Regions from separate parts of the Mus musculus genome. Here region 2 is linked to region 1. Evidence: chromatin loops called from intact Hi-C (ENCODE). Cell type or tissue: heart. All regions are shown on one strand. Links, peaks and the distances in the headings refer to the core of each region. The heading gives the core; the rest is flanking DNA. Region 1 holds the start of Cplx2 (complexin 2). Region 2 overlaps LOC115488208 (a long non-coding RNA gene).

Region 1 (8,322 bases), core at 98-8,097:
TACCAGTGAGATATAGATAGATAGATAGATAGATAGATAGATAGATAGATAGATAGATAGATAGATAGAGATATATCACATGCACACACGTGCACACACACACACATTATACATATGCTGCAAACGTTCCACTTGCATAGGTTAGAGAAGGTCGGATCGTACCAGAAGAGAAGCAGCTCAGAGCACTAGAAGGCCCATGAGTCCCAGTGCCCTATCAGCTGGAATTCTGGCTCTGTTCAAGACTTACTTTCTCCCCCTGGGCTTCAATGTCTGCATCTTGAAAATGATGGTTTGTAGAAATTAAATGAAAAAGTGTGACTTATATAAAAGCCCCAAAGTTGGCACCTCAGGCCCTTTGGGGGTGTAGTTCATGGCCGAGTTTAGTGGCATTATCATCATTGGGGGATATTTGGAACAGTCAGCTACTTTTCTTAAATAATAACAGAGAATTTGGGAACCATGTCCGGGCAGAAAGGACTCCTCCCCACACCTCTGTTTGGCTGTGGGAAATAGCTCTGCTGTGAGTTATCCCTAATCGATCAACAGGACGAAGCTTCAAAACTTGGCCAAGCTGAACTTCTGTCCATCAGTAAGATTTCTGCGACTAGGCTCAGTTCATGTCAAATAATGAGGATTTTAAAGAGAGAGAGAGAGAAAGAGAGAGAGAGAGAGAGAGAGAGAGAGAGAGAGAGAGAGAGAGAGAGAGATTCACAAAAGGCTTGGATTCATATGTGACCGCCACCCAGATGGTCAGTCCTCTTATCAGCTTCAGCCTTGAGCTGGGACACACAGGCAGGGCTGGATAGCACCACCTGAGATCTGGGTCTTCCTCTTAGAGCTACAGCCTGCCTCTCTTTACCCATTGTCCTAAGGCTGTCTCCAGTAATGGCAGGGGCGGGGGGGGGGGACAGGGAGAACCCTGTAGCTCTGGTTTTCCCCTGCATTGGTTATTTTATCCACCTCAGCAAGCATACCCTTAGCATCTACTTTGCCAACTACTAACCTAAGGCAATTTCAATTAGCCAAGATTCATCAGCCCTTCCAGGACTAACACCCTCTCTGTTCTGTTCTGAGGGTAGGAAGCCACCCTCCGGCCCTTCAACCTCACTAGCCCCCGCCCAGCCTCCTCTCAAGAGCTGGATGGACCCGGTGCTTACACAAGCCCAGCTTAAAACGCAGCACCCAGGGCTGAACTCTGTCTTTTTATCTGAAGTGCAACTTGGATTTTGATGCTAGCTTGATCAACGTCCGTGTCAAAGGCAAAGCCCCAGTTGTAGCCAGAGTGCAGCTGGCACAGGCCCCCTTCACAGAGCATGTTTGCTGAAGAACTTGTAGAAAGGAAGAGACAGAGGCAGGCAGGGGAAGGGGTGCGGGGGGGGGGGAAGATTGCAGGTCTTAAAATGTCAGATCTCTTGGCTTCCAACTCCCTTTGGGCATTAGTGGCCAGTCTAAGTGTCTCTAATGAAACAGGAGCGTGTGACACACACACACACACACACACTTTAGGCCACCTAAATAGAGGGGCCCTGCCATCATACAAAGCTCCTGGTCTGCAGGGGAGCAGGGGGTGCACACTGATGTCTTCTGACTTGTAAGGTTTCTCCCACGTTAAGGCATCTACTGTGAACCCCTCCTTTCCCTCCCTGGATTCTGCCCTACCGCAGCTTGCAGCTCTTGCTCCTGGGAGAGAAGCCATCTCATCTCAGAAGCAGAAGTCATCCCCACTCTGACATAGCTCTGATGGATGCATGAACTTCTGCACTGCTTCCAAAGGCCAGGTGCAAGGCCCTCCCCACTGGAGCCATTTTCCTACACCTCTGGCTGGATGAAAAGAAGGGGCGGGGAGCCAATAGGTGGCAGGCAGAAAGGAGAGGCTCATTAGGAGAGAGGGGGAAAGATGAGTATGGGGGGAGGCTGAGCGAGTAGTAGGGGTCCCCCTGTTGTCTACTCCCTTCTCTTCCCTGGGCTTAGGAGGGAAAGCAGCGCCTTCTAGAATAACATAACCAGAGAACTATTCCTTCTTCCGAGGATAACACATCTACAGAAGACCAGGAGTAGCTCACCTAGGGTTCCCGCTGCAATTTTGCAGCAGTCTTTCTGCTTCTGGGTCCAGAGCAGAGAGCCACTCACCCACTAGGAGGGCCTTCCTCATCCCACACACCAGTGGTTCTGGAGTGAGCGCATAGCTGGACACTACAGTCATAAACTGCAGAAACGATGTGACAGTGGACTGTCTAGTCCAGAAGCCGCTCCCAGGCACAAAGAAGGGGTGATTGAAACTGGGGCTCCTTTAGGGAATTGGGCACCCCAACGGGAGTGTGCCTATCGTAGTGTGCCCAGAGTAACCAAAGAGAACTTTCCTGAAGAGGTGATTACTTGAGTTTCTGCTTTTAAAATCCTTTCTTCCACTCGTGCCCCCAAAGCCCTTCCAAACCTTCGAGCTTGTGGTTCTTGAACACGGAGGAGTTGGGAATGAAGCCTAGCTGCAGGCAGATCGGTACAGCTTAACGCGGAGAGAATAAAAGAGTAGAAAGGAGATAAGGAAGAGAGGGGAAAATGAGGGGGAGGAGACAGTGAGAGGGAAAGGAGAATGAAGAGAGGGGGAACAGGAAAGAGAGGGGAGAAAAGGGAGGGAGTGCAGGAGGGAGGAAAAGGGAGGGAGAGAGAGAGGGAGGGAAGAGAGAGAGAGAGAGAGAGAGAGAGAGAGAGAGAGAGAGAGAGGTTTTGAATTTCCCTTCTGGAAGAGAAGCTGTACGGCGTCAGGGCCTGGCTGAGGGGCGTGATTGGAGGGCGCCTTAGGCATCCGCCCGCCCGCGGCAGCAGCCTCGGCCCCAGCTTGCCTGGCGGAGTTACACCAGGCAGCGGCGCGAGCTGGCTGAGCACACGGCACCGCCTGCTGGAGTCAGCCGGAGCCCTGCAGTGGCTTAGACGGTTGCTGGGACCACCAGGTCGGTGCTGGCCGTGGGCCGGGGAGGCGGAGCCGGGCTGGGGGCAGTGGGGGAACGCTCTGGCTCCGGAACAGCGGGGAAGCCGGGCAGTGTAGCTTTGAGGGGCTCCCCAAGACCGCGGGGCGCTGCGCTGGGACTGCGGCCCCTACCCGCTCGCTGTGGTGCTGAAGGGACAGCTCCCCGCGGAGGCCAGGGGGACCGCTGGAGCTGCAGACTCGGGGCAGGAAGATGTGGGCAGATGCGCACCCGGAGCAGTGGGGCTTGGGGAGCTCCGACCGCCCCGAGTGCGGAGACTCAAGTGTGAACCTGGAGAACAACTTCGAGCCCGCAAGACTAGGGTGGGGGACGTGGTCCTCGGCTGCTTGGGGTGTGGCTACCCCTGAAGCCCTCCCGGACCCTCTGCTACAGGAGCAGAGAGTCACCCCGAGGGGTAGAGTTCGGTTCCCAAGGGAACCCGAGGGTGGCAGAGGCCAGGTGGAGAGAGGAGAGGCCACGTCGGTGGGGGGCAGGGGGGCTATTTGTCCTCTTCCCGCAGGAGCGCTGTTGGAGTAGCACGAGCCTGTGCAGGGTCACAGGCTGCTCCTCAGTCTCAGACCCTCCTCTCCCTGGCAAAGTTTAAGAGCAGGCGAAGGTTCAGAATTGAGAGGCAAGTGTTGGGGGAAGGGGACACGCACTGACCAACTAAGGGCCCCAGGGCAGAGCTGTTGGTCTCCATGAGGGCCGGGGGAGCGGCGCCTGGAAGCCTGCCCTCTCTTCTGTGGGGGGAAAACCCCCGCACTTTCATGACCCAGACGACTGATCCTTTTACTCTGGCCGGACCTCGCTGCACCCCCCGCCCCCCCCCCCCCACACACACACACCCTCCCCGCCACCTCTGAGACGTCTTGCTGCTAGGGGCGTGGGGTGGGGAAGTAGGGGAGACGTCCTCTGTCTCAGCCACTGCCATTAGCGTGGAGTCCCTTGCAAAAAAACAAAAAACAAAAAAACAACGGAGTGTTGAATTGAGTTGTGATTGTAGCCCGTACTTGAATCAGAGAAAAACAGCCGCAAAGACAAACACTGCAGGTGCTCATGTGTGCTTGTCAGAAGGAGGGGCCCGGTTTCTGGGACTCGAACTGGAACTAGAGCAGGTGCCTTAGCTGCCTTTGGCTGGGACTGACAGCAGGGGTGTGGGAGTGTGGGGTCTGGAGGAAAGATGAGGGGCCTGCCCTGGGTCCCCGGTGACTGGCAGCATGGAAACATTTGCATCAGCCTACCTACACCCCCTCCCCCTTTCCCCCAGTCCAACACCCTACCAGCAGCACCATCCTCCACCCCCACCAGCTTCCTTCCCGCGCGGAGACAGACGGCAGCTTTCCGCAGCACCGCTGAGGAGCGCCTCCTGGCGGTGAGGCCCAAATTCTCAACTGCACACAATCTGCAGGCCCTCTCTCCCGCGGTCCTCCTGGTAGCTCCAGGCGCGCACGCACACACACACACACACACACACACACACACACACACACACACACACACACACACACGCCAGTGTCTAAGAGGTTTAGAATCAGACATGCAGGCTCATGCTTTGAGCCCGTGCACACAACACTAAATTCCACTGAGCAAGCACGCTGAAGAGGATATCCTCTGAGGAGCCTCCAGATAGGTGAAATGGGTAAGACAGGCAACAGAGAAGCTCCCCAGATCACAAAGAAACGATACCCAGACAGCAAGAGCATGAATAGAAAGTGCTTTAGGTCTCACAAAAGCAACCCATCCTGTCGTGTCAGGGAGAACAGGGTCTGCACGAAGGGAAGTACTGTTAGCAAAGGGTCTTAGAAAAGTTGGCACTGTTGTGGATGCCTATGACAACAACAAGGACACTTACTGGCTTAGACACCTGATTTGCATAATCTCGGTGCTCACAGCAGGCCTTGCACGAGGCATCAACCGTCTCCATTTTACACATGAGAAAACATTAAGTCAGGTCAACATCATTTAATAAGTAGTAGTGCCAAGATCTGAGCCAGCAGGGATGAGGTTAACCGGTCCTGAGGCTGTGGGACTAGTACGACCAAATCACCCTGCCTCAGGTGGAGGTGGAAATAACATTTGGGGCAGGGGGTTGCTGGTTAAGACACAGCAATGTACAAGAGATGAGACATGAAAGGCAAAGAAAGATGTCCCGTTCCAGACTGCAGGGTTTGAAGGTTGGAGCACAGGCTGTGGTAGGTTTAACAAAGGCCACGGGAAGCCAGTTGCAGGGTCGTAAGTTTGCGTGAGCAAATCTGCCTTTGAGGAAGATGAATCTGAGGGTGATGTGGAAGATAGGGACGAGCTGGAGAGACAGAGTCATGAAGCAAGGCAGTAAAGCAGTAGGAAGAGGTGGCGGGTAAACAGTGACTGTGCCTCTATCCCAGTCAAGGCCACCTAAGCCTGTGTGCTCTGCTATGAGGTTAACTAACAGCTAGGAGGACCAGTGTTGGAAAATGCCCCTGTTCTCTTCCGTAGCCCCTGGTAGACAGTAGGTACTCAGGAGTGCAGGGTGAGTGAGTGAGTGGGTGTGTGTATGTGTAGTGAATGGAGGTTTTGGTTGAGACAATTCTGGCAAAACATGCAGGAGAACAAGATGGGAGCCCTGTAAGGACAGGCTTGATCTCCCAGAGACTGAAATGGAAACAGCATACAGCAGAGGGTTAAAAACGTGCAGGCTTTGGAGAGAAAGCTGCCGCCACGCCACCGTGCATCTGTGTGACTAACTAAGGCTCCTAAATCAGTAGGCACAGATGGGAGATTTCCATGGGAGGAACAGAGGAAAGAGAAGGAAGAGTTTGCTTAGAGAAGGAACCAACAAGGAAGAGGACAGAAGACCTGTTTGGGGAGACCCGGGAGCCACAAGGGTGCTGTGTCATGGAATTCAGATCTGAGACGGCTGAAAGTGGGGGAGGGGTAATGATCAGCACTAAACGCTATGAAAAGAGAAAGAGGCAGAGGACTGTGGACACCCCTGGTCAGGCACGGGTCTCCTAGCCATGCTGGTGAAGGTGAAGTGGGCTGTGTGTGAAAACAGCAGGTCTCAGGAGCAGTAAGGAGGTGAGGAGGTGAGGGGAAGACTCTCCGGTTCACTCCAGGGCAGAGAGTCAAAGAAAGTCATAGTTAAAGTAAAGGCTTGGGGAAGGGAGGAGACCCAAGAGACTGAGAAAGGACAGTAAAGATGTAAGGAAGGTGTGAGGATGGATCGATAGAGAAAGAAGTACAGAGAGAAAAATCTAGATTGGCTTCATCTAGGAGGAGGGAGTTCCCTGGAGCTAGGAGCGGGGAGGTTGCAGGTGTGCGCAATAGCTTTCATTAATGACAGCATGAGTGACTTCCATTTGCTGAGCACCTGTCACGTGACAAACACATCTCACAGATGATTTCTAACCTTCAGACTGGCCATGGAGCCCTCCTTTTATAGAGAAGACCCAGTTTCAAAGGGCTGCCTCACTGGAAGAAAGGGCCCCTTCAACAGCCAGCCCGGCCTGGAGGGAAGTCTTCTGTTAAGAAGGGGGTGTTACAATAGGCAGTGGTGGCACACGCCTTTAATCCCAGCACTCGGGAGGCAGAGGCAGGTGTATTTCTGAGTTCGAGGCCAGGCTGGTCTACAGAGAGAGTTCCAGGAAAGCCAGGGCTACACAGAGAAACCCTGTCTCAGGAAAAAAGAAAGAAAGAAAGAAAGAAAGAGAAAGAGAGAGAGAGAAAGAGAGAGAGAGAGAGAGAGAGAGAGAGAGAGAGAGAGAGAGAGAAGAAAAAAGGAAGAGGTGGGGTTACACAGTGAAGCATTAGGTGGAGCTCAGGGAACCCTGCAGAAGAGGGGGAGGAAGGACTATAGGAGCCAGAGAGGTGAAGGACACCACAAGAAAATGGCCCACAGAATCAACTAGCCGAGCACATAGGAGCCCATTGAGACTGAACCAAAAATCAGGGAGCCTGCATGGATCTGACCCAGGTCCTCGGCTGAGTTGTTGTTTGTGTTCTTGTGGGACCTTTAACAGTGGGAGTGGGGACTGTCTCTGACTCTTGCCTGCTTTGGGGACCCTCTTCCTCCTCCTGGGTTGCCTCATCCAGCCTTGATATGGGAGGTGCCTAGCGTTATTGCAACATGAAATGCCGCATTTGATTGATATCCCTGGGAGGCCTGCCCTTTTCTGAAGAAAAATGGAGGAGGAGTGGATGTGGGGGAGAGGGGGGGGGAAGAACCAGGAGGAGATGAGGGAGGAGATGAGGGAGGAGAAACTGCAGTCAGGATGTAATATATGAGAGATAATAAATAAATAAATAAATAATATTTTTTTTAAAAAAGTTAAAACTAGAAGAAGGAGAAGAGGAAGTGAGAAACAGCTTAGGCCTCTCTCAGGCAGATGAGCAAGGAGGTCGCCTCAAGGCTAAGAGGGCCACACCAAGGTTAGACAACAGGGCTTTGGAGTAGACCCAAGGAGCCAAGCTAAGGTATGCCTCAGAATTCCTTAGGGAGGAAGTGTGGGGAGATGCAAGCCGAGGAGAGAGCTGAGTTTCAGGAGGAAGAAGGGAGTTGTTGAGGGTACAGGCCTAGGTCATGGAGGCTTCTGCAGGGGAGTGGGGGGGGGGGAGCAGGGGAGCATCTGGTCCCAGGAGAGCCGTGCAGCAAGTCAGGGACAGAGCTGAGCTCCAGCCCAGGTGCCCTGCCTTCCAACTGGAAATCCTCTCAAATTAGACGACAGGCTGCACCTTCCTCCACCACCTGGCAATGCTCTGAGCTCTGTGTAAACACCACGCAGAGACTCCAGAGTTCCTGAAACCACTCCATTTGTTCACCGTTCATTTCCTGTTCTTAGAAATTAAGTCTTCTCCCCAAGGTCTGAAATCAACGGAAACCATCTCCACAGAGCTGAGCAACCTTCAAACTCGGATTTCTGGGTCAGGGTGGGTCCTCTTGCCTTTAACTGGAAAGCCTGCATGCCTTTTGGGTTTCATGGGGTCCCGTAAATATGTAGTCAGCGTTGGCTGCCTTTTGTGTAAGTTTCCTCTACGCCTCCAGACACTTGGCCTGCATTTTCTTTTTCCTTTAAATATCAGAACAAATATCACCTGAGCGCTGCCGCATCTGGAACAAGCTGAAGTGTTCATAGAGACCCAGTCTGGAATCTTTAACCAGTCTGGTGTCAAAGCCCTTGGGAACTTTTTCATCTAGAACATTATGGTTTTTCTATACCAAAAAGATCCCAGGCAGTGGTCTAACTCTGTAGACGCATTCTTGGATTCCCTCATTATGAGAAGCTCCGTCTGCTAATGGTTTCTCATTTTGAAAGAAACGGAGAATCCATCAACGAATAGCTTGTGACCTTGAACTCCACTTGGCTGCAAAAACCAGCCTGGC
Region 2 (8,322 bases), core at 234-8,233, 50 kb before region 1:
CTTCTCTTGGGCTGCAGGCTCCGAGGGGTCACTGTGCTGGGTTATGCTAGCCTACTATGGTATTGTGGCAGTGACAGAGGAGGGGCTACTTGTGGATGATGGCTAGATTGCACTGTGGTGACCAATAAAGGCTGGTTGTGTGTGGTTTGACAGAGTAGTGGTCATTTCTCCTTCACATGATATCACCTGGGAAACGAGGAGAGTTTCCTTCCAAGTGGCAACTCTGGGAGGCAGACTAGCTTCGCGTCATATGCAGCAGGGGAAGGAGCAGAGAGCCCACCTGTTCCCCTTAAACACCTCAGCCTGGAAGTCATAGCCATTGAGTCTCACCTCAGCCAATGGCCAGAGTAGTCTCATTAGCCTCCTCGCTATTCGAGATGGAGAAATTGGTGAAAGCATATATTCACTGAGCCTGTACAAGGACCATGACCTGCAGACAGTGTCTGGGGCTCCAGAGGTGACCTTAAATTCCCAGAGTGTCTCAGGCAAGGATCCAATATCCTCACATAGCAATGGGTTCCTCATAGTCACGATGTGGAAGCAGCTCTTCATTTGCGTGTTTAATGTAGGGCGTCCTAAAAGGTAGGAAGACCAGGCGAGAACAGTCTTTGCAGTCTATGAGACTGTGCTCTTAAAGGGCCAGTGCACCCTAAGGCCTCCGCTGAGGTCAGTTCTCTTCCACTGCGTCTGGAGGCAGTGAGTCTAGGGTCCCAACAGAAATTCCTAAGTGCTGTCAGCCAGTTCTCATTTGCATATCTCTGCTGAAAGGAATAAGAGCTTCCTACCCCCACCTCCAATATCCTGCTCTCTGTGTAATGAGAGGATCTGGTGTCCCCAGGGAATGAGGTTTAAGGAAAAAGACTCTGCCCCTCCCCCTGACCAATCACCACCTTGGCCTCCAGAAGTTGTTCTTATGAACTAAGTGTGGTAAGGATGGAGGTGATGGATCAAGAGAGGGGCTATGAAGCCATTTGTGCTTCACAAACACACACACACACACACACACACACACACACACACACACAGACCAACAGACAGACAGACAGACAGACAGACAGAGGGTATAAATATGTAAATTAGGGTCATTTATCCTGGAAAATAGAAATTTCTAGAAAGTGTATCACAGGACAGCAAAGAAGGCTCTACCTGAATTAAATAATGGACTCCCTGGTAAGGCAAATAGGAGCCTAAAATAATAATGGTTTTCTAAACTGGATCTAGTCGCACACACCCTTAATCCAACACTCAGGAGGCTAAGGCAGGCAGATCTCTGAATTCAAGGCTATCTTGGCCTACATAGCAAATTCAACATGGGGACATAGAAATGGATCTGTCACTGGTCCTGATGCTGGGGAACTAGCAGGATATCGATCATAACCCACGTGAGAACTGCAGAGATAAATGAAGGTATGTGATAGGGCCATGGGAGCTTGCAAGGGAGCATATGGACCCCCAGGGGAGAAGTACTCAGGAAAGGAGAGGCGAAAGCAGAGGGTGGCGAACAGCCTGGTGTGTGGAAGGCCTACCTACTGCCCCCTGCTGTTTAAGACGTGAATAGCCACAAAGCTGAAACACCCCCCCCCCCCACCCCGTCCCGTCCCGTCCCGTCCCAAGCTAAGATCAAACCATAGATGGAGTTATTTAATCCTTGTTTTTTAGATTATTTTTCAGAAAAAAATCTTGAAATATGACTATGTTAGTCAGCTTCTATCGCTGTCACAAAACACCAAAGATCAGCTCAAAAAGGAAGAAAAAGCTGCAGGGGTGGCTCAGGGATTAAGAGCATATTGCTGCTCTTGTAGAGGACCCAGGTTCAATTCCCAGCACCCACATGGAGGCTCACAACTGCCTGTTACTCCAGTTCTGGGTCGGAGGGATGTGTACAATGCCCTTTTCTGACCTCCGTGTGTACTGCACATATGTGCACACCAAACACGCATACATATAAGCTAAGACGAATTTGTTTTGTAAAATAGGAAAGATTTATTTTAAATCAAGGTTTCCGAAGTTTCGTTCCGTGGGTGATTGGCTCTGTGGCTGTTAGACTTGATGCAGGAGTAACGCCATGGCAGAGTAGACAGAGGAAGAACTGCTTGCCACCGGTCAGCCAGAAAGCAGGGACAGAGGAAATGGACAGACTCTTACAGGATATACCTCGGGAGACTTGTCCTCCAGCTCTAAACCATCAGTGACTTACTCCGCTGGTATAGACAGAGTTCTCATGAGCCTGTTCCCTCTCAAAACCCGGTCTTTAAGCCACGCCTCCTTGGGAACCACGCCTTCCACACAGGAAGCTAGTTCAACTGCTCTCCTGCATTCGCAAAGCGTTCCATGGAGTTCCACACCGGACTGTACCGATACAACCCACTCAAACCAGGAAGGGACGCTACCACAGACAGCCCCATTTCTCCACTTCACAGCCCCTACCTGCCCCACGAAAGGAACCACCGCCTCAACGGCTAACCTCCTAGGAGCACTTGATTTGGTTTCGAATTTCATATCAGTGAAGTCACGCCAAAATTGAACTCAAGCCTCTGACTTCATTCGCTCACTATTAGAGCTAAGATTCTTTCTCATTGCTAGATTATATTCCTCTGCCCTCTTTCATGAAGGGTTCAAGCCCCTGGCGGGACGAGGGCAAGATCCACATTTCGTCTCAGGTGGAGTGGCCTGGGTCTATGGCCAATTCACTCAGCATCACTTAGGCTGTTGGTACATTGCACCCACTTCCTCCGTGAATTCTTGCTCTGCCTTAAGGGTTCAGAATTGTTATCAGCATCTCACAGGTAGGGGTGATTTGCCAATACAGTTGGAGATGGGAATGGAGTCTATGTGTGGGGGCCTTGTGTCCATTTTTATGCCAATCTCAGATGAAAACAGGCAGGCCCAGGAAGAATTAGAAGAGAGAAAGAAGAACAAAGAATGATTCCAAAAACATCATCACCCCTATTTTGCTGGACAGTAATTTTACCTATTTGCTCTCCCTTCTTGGCTCCCCTCACACCGAAAATCCTGGCAGAGATGAGCAGCCCACCCTGGTGTCATGTTGGGTGCCTATCCATTTAGATCAAGTGGATCAAGTCCCGTCTAGGCTACAGTTGTACAACTGAACCTTGGCTTATCCCTTTAGCTCCCTGGGCTCCGGGTTCTTTATCTGCTTTGGTAGTCTTCCTCTGAGCTGTGGTGAGAAGGCTGGTGGGGGATGAGGGGGAGATGGACTTAACACACAAACAAGCAAACAAAAGAAGGTCCAAGCCAGGCAGTGGTGGCCCACGCCTTTAACCCCAGCACTTGGGAGGCAGAGGCAGGCGGATTTCTGAGTTCCAGGCCAGCCTGGTCTACAGAGTGAGTTCCAGGACAGCCAGGGCTACACAGAGAAACACTGTCTCAAAAAAGAAACAAACAAACAAAACGAAAGAAGTGTCCAGCAGTACCCCCTGGGGATTCTTGGCACACAGTCGCTCATGTTCCTCCACAAGTTCTAGGACCGGTGCCCCTCATCCTGCCCAATCCAGTGCTGGGGCTCCCTCATCTCTAAGTAGTGACATTAGAATGCCTTTGCCTTTACAGCCGACAGCCAGCCCCTAGCGGGTTTCCTCTCTGCCAGAGAGCAGGTGTCCCGGGGGTTGGGTTTGCATTCCTCCCTAGGGACCTCCCTGTGTCTGGTCTCCCAGCAGCTGCTGTACTTCAGCTCAGAGCAAGCAATTAGCCCTAGAAGGAAGGGCCTTTTCTCTTCTCAAGGGTTCTCGTCTCACAGCTCGGATGCCTTTATTTTTGGAGCCCTACTCGGTGAAATGCTTCATCAACTCCACCTCCAAGCACATCCAATCCCCGCCCCACCCATCCACCCGTCCTCCCATTCACTAATTTGCCTAGCCATTCTGTGAGCATCTCCAGGTGCCGGGCTAGACACTGAAAGACCCACAGAGTCCCTGCCATTGAGTCTCTCACAGTGGGAGAGACAGACAATAAACAAGCAGATGGACAGAATAAATAGGATTACTTTGGACGGTACTCAGGACCATAGAGGATAAAGACAAAAGCTGCGGTAGACAGGGATTGTCGGTCAGCCATCTGGTTCCAGAGCAGAGGGGGAGAATTTGCAGACCAGCAGCCTGTGAAGGTGGGTCCTTTCCCGAGTTAGAATCCAAACGCAGTTACTGAAAGATAGGGTCACACACACCACAGACTCTCTGGGAAAGGCCCAGGATGCAGCGGTGCCAAGAGATCAGGCTGCTCTGGGCTGGGGCCCTTTCCCACCTTTGGTGGTTGCGTCATCCTTTTACCTGTCTTGCATCTCATGCCCCCAGCGGCAGGAATAGGAACTGCAAGAACTCTTGTTACACTGACTTCTCCACACCCATCCTTTAGGATTATTCTTCCCGGTTCTACAAGATTCTAGGCAAACTGGATCTTTTCCAGATGGTACTCCCACAAAATAGGATGAAGAACTTTCCAAGAACCAAGGCCAGACGAGCCGTACAAGTCCAATGGGCTCTGAGCTACCCCCTCAGCCGCACTCTAGGTCTCTCCTCAGACCTCCACCTCCCCTGTCTATATTCCTCGCTGGCTTGGTCTCTGTCTGTGTTGATTGCTTTTCCCTACTCTGTCCTCTGTCAGACTCATATCCTGACTTTATGCCTTATCTGGAATTCATTTCCTTCAAATAAACCGTTTTTTAAAAATATACCTTCAGCCCCGCCTGGGTGCCAGACATGGGGTTAGGAGCTTGGGTCTAATCAGAGCCAAGCAAGGCGTAGACTTCCTCAGGGGCAGATGAGTCATACTAGGTGAACCAAAGGGACCAATGTGACCAGCGTGACAAAGGGGACCCAGGAGGAGGACTGGGGAGTCTCCAGGAAGGAGACTGGACTCAGGGGATGCTTGCTGGAGAAGGTCAGATCTTGAAATATGGTCAAGCAATAAAATACAGGCTGGCTGTGGAGAGTAGGGCCCCCTCTGGGACACCAGTTGCTCGGTCCTCAACTCATTTGGCTAGAATGTAGCGAACCTCAATGTTGTTACCTCCCCTCCCTGTCTATAGTTCTCTGCTTCTGACTCACTCCCTTATAAACTCGGCTCGCTTCCACCCACAGAAGTTCTTTCAAAGACCAGGGCTTCCTTCCGAGCTGTCTTTGGTTCCCTTTGACCCATCCTTTCCTCTCAAACCTAAGTCTTTGTCTGACATCCTTTCTGCTTCCTCTCAGTATTCACCATCAGGGGCTGTAAGGAATAGGATTTAAAGACCCCCCAGTCTAGATCTGCTGACTGGACTGTCTAAGCCTGTGTCTCAGCACCTATAAACAGCCTCCTGGGGCTGTTGTGAAATCAAATAAGACAAAGGATGTGGAAATGTGTCCTGCTGTTGCTGAGGATCTTTGCTGTTAATGAGAGCTCCTTTGACTGCAAATGACAGACAGAGCACAACTACAAAAGGCTTAAAGGGAAGGCAGTCTGCCATTGCTGGGAACACACGGGTCTGCCCTCCTGTCTCCATCTGGTCTCTACTTGTGCTCCTCACTCTTTGGCCAGCTGTCTAAACCCCCTTTGTACCAGCCAGGAACCTGAGTGGAAATGGGCAGCCTGCTTCCCACAGGGCCAGTGGTATTCTGGATTGAACGCCAGCAGACTAAGCCCTAACCCCATTCCCACAGCCAGGTCCTGGTCACACTCTGTCCCCCAAGGCTGGTGATAATGTGATCTTCCAACCCAGGCCAAATAAGACCAGGTAGAAGAAGAGAAGGAAGGGAAAGTCACAGGAAGTAGAGCCAAGGGACCCTGAGGAGAGAATTGGGTTCCCTCCTTCGCAATCAGGGGTCTGCTTGGGTATCATCACCTCAAACAGGCACTCAAGCAGGGCTGTTGGTAGCGCACACCTTAAATCCCAGCACTCAGGAGGCAAAGGCAGGCAGATGGATCTGTGAGTTCAAAGCCAGCCTGGTCTACAGAGTAAGTTCCAGGACAGCCAGGGCTACCCATAGAAACCCTGTCTCAAAACAAGTGTTCACTATCCACCAAGGTTCCCGAGTGCCAGGGTGCCTCTCCTCTGCCTCTGCAGTGCTTCACCCTCTCCCACACTCTCCTGCTTAGTCCAATAGTCTACTCACCTGCATGCTGTCTTCACAGGGTTTTAAGAATAGAGAGGGACAGATCTAGCATCTGTTGTCTGTCACTGTGCTCTCAATATTGACAAATGCTAGACTCTTAGTAAATAGTGAGTGGATAGACGGACAGATGGAAGATGGTTAGATGGATGGATACAAAGGTGGATAAAGGAACGGTAGTAAGGATGATGGATGGCTGAGTGCCTCAGTAGTGAATGGATGTATAGCCGATGGCTTCCTGAGTGACAGGAAGAGAAAAGACAGAGCCAGGACAAATGCAGGAGCAATGCTTCAGGAGAAAGCCGATAAGGGCTGTTTGGAGTTTGCTGAACTTGAACTACAAGGTAGTCAACCGCTGCCACACAAGCAGGTTGTAGAGGGACCTAGAGATGGATGAGTCATACTAGGTGAAGAGGGACCTAGAGATGGGGACATGGTCCTGATGGGGGCATGGTCCTTATGGGAATATGGCCCTTATGGGGATACGGTCCTTATGGGGATATGGTCCTGGTGGGGATACGATCCTGATGGGGATATGGTCCTGATAGGGACATGGTTCTGATGGGGATATGGTCCTGATGGGGATATGACCCTTATGGGGATATGACCCTTATGGGGGCATGGTCCTTATGGGGATATGGTCCTGATGGGGACATGGTCCTGATGGGGATACGATCCTGATAGGGATATGGTCCTGATGGGGGCATGGTCCTGTACCCCAGACAGAGAGGTAGCTCTATTTACAAGGATACTAGGATGGGAGCCATCCAATCACTCAAGATCATGGGAGTGGGACCAAGTGTACATGGAAGTCACTTGGAACTATTGAGCCTGGGACTGTGTAGGGTCAAGATCTGCTGTCACCCCTCGATACAAGACACCTTGGCTGAGACTTGAGGTGGCAGCATAGAGTTAATAGCTCTCCCCTCTCCTCCCTCCCCTCCTCAACCACTCAGGCAGAAGGGAGCAGCTGCCTAGGAGGACAGAGAGACAGATTATGTAAACTGTGATTGCCACCCACAGGAGGAGGGGGAGAATAGGTATTGAAATGCGCTTTCAATAATGCATGTCCTCCTCCGCACAGGCCTGGGGCTCCAGATAGAGAGAGGAGCCTTAAAGGGACCAAGCCTCCTGTCCAAGCAGTGGCACCGGGCTGCCTTCTGTTGCACGGGTCCTCCGTCCACAACCGGACACTCCACAGACATATACTCCTGGTCCCACTCTCTCACCCCAAAAGACACACAGTGTTTCCCCTCCTGGCCCTAGCAGATTTGGCTTTTTTTAAAGAGTATGTTCCCCAAACACGCCGAATTGAAATCATGATTAATTCATTTCCCCCATTTTTTATTAATCAAAGGCACTTAACTGCCAGTCAGGGCTTTGATCAGCAAGAGGTAAGCCACAAGGTGAAATTACTCTAACTCAAAGTGAAGAAATAAGACAAAATCGGTAGTCAGCTTGCCTAGCTGCCAGATACCCTCCATTGGTATCCTACCATGGGAAGAAATTCAGAAACAGGCAAGCCATAGCTTGCGGAAGAGGGACATTGCACAGCACTCTCATTACCCAGACTGTACAGTTGAGACCCAGAAACAAGAATGGACTTGTCTCGGTGGCGGGATGAGAGAGATCTGAAAGCAGGGCCTGGCCCCTCCAGGCTTAACTGACCTAGAACTTGGCAAAGAGATCAGCTACCCAGGAGACCTTAGTAGCGGAGAATGAGGAGAGGAAGTAGTATTCTAGCCAGCACCATCACTACACACATACACACACACACACACACACACACACACACACACACACACACACACACACCCCAGACTCAACAGTGTCCCCTAGAGGCAAGTTTACTCACTCCTGGTACACATAGGAAACTGAGCATTCAAGGGGCTCTGCGGCATGCAAAAGCCAACCAACTGGGAATTGAGGGACTAGGAGTCTCCTCAAACTCACCCCAAACTGCCTGGGAAATTCTTTCCCCCGGGATTTCATCTGGCTCCCAAATACCAGGCATCTATCCCATCTATCCCAAGGACTAGAAGAGATGACTAGCTGGGGCCCCACACTCATCCCAACACACTGCTTGGGACCAACAGCCTCTTCTCCCTTCCATCCTTCCCCATGAAGCTGGCTTAGCCAGGATGTGCCATCTTGATTGCTTCTGTCTTCCGGAGTGTCTTGGGCAGTGGAACAAGAGACTGTTGCTGTTCTCTGTTAT

What was found. Peaks named below come from ENCODE experiments on the same cell type or tissue, not always from the same donor. Only the 100,000 strongest peaks of a DNase experiment are listed, where the experiment ranks them.
Region 2: it touches region 1 in a loop (2.0-fold over the local background); 10 of 42 quality-filtered maps call a loop at or near these places.

Annotation. Positions count from the first base shown.
Region 1 is chr13:54,368,628-54,376,949 of GRCm38, forward strand. It overlaps Cplx2 (complexin 2), which reads left to right and starts at 2,722. Exons shown (of 4, transcript NM_009946.3): 1 at 2,722-2,948. All of the region lies in intron 1 of LOC115488208 (a long non-coding RNA gene), which reads right to left. In heart, for the core only: CTCF peaks have their summits at 2,908, 3,109 and 4,327 (motif pointing left); a DNase peak (open chromatin) is centred at 3,114; H3K4me3 peaks cover 1,670 bases; H3K27me3 peaks cover 4,810 bases.
Region 2 is chr13:54,318,910-54,327,231 of GRCm38, forward strand. All of the region lies in intron 2 of LOC115488208 (a long non-coding RNA gene), which reads right to left. It also overlaps a transcript of Cplx2 not described here. Among named protein-coding and RNA genes, the nearest start is that of Gm52068, 11 kb to the right of the region's middle. In heart, for the core only: CTCF peaks have their summits at 1,504 (motif pointing left), 1,705 and 4,315; a DNase peak (open chromatin) is centred at 4,802; H3K27me3 peaks cover 1,262 bases.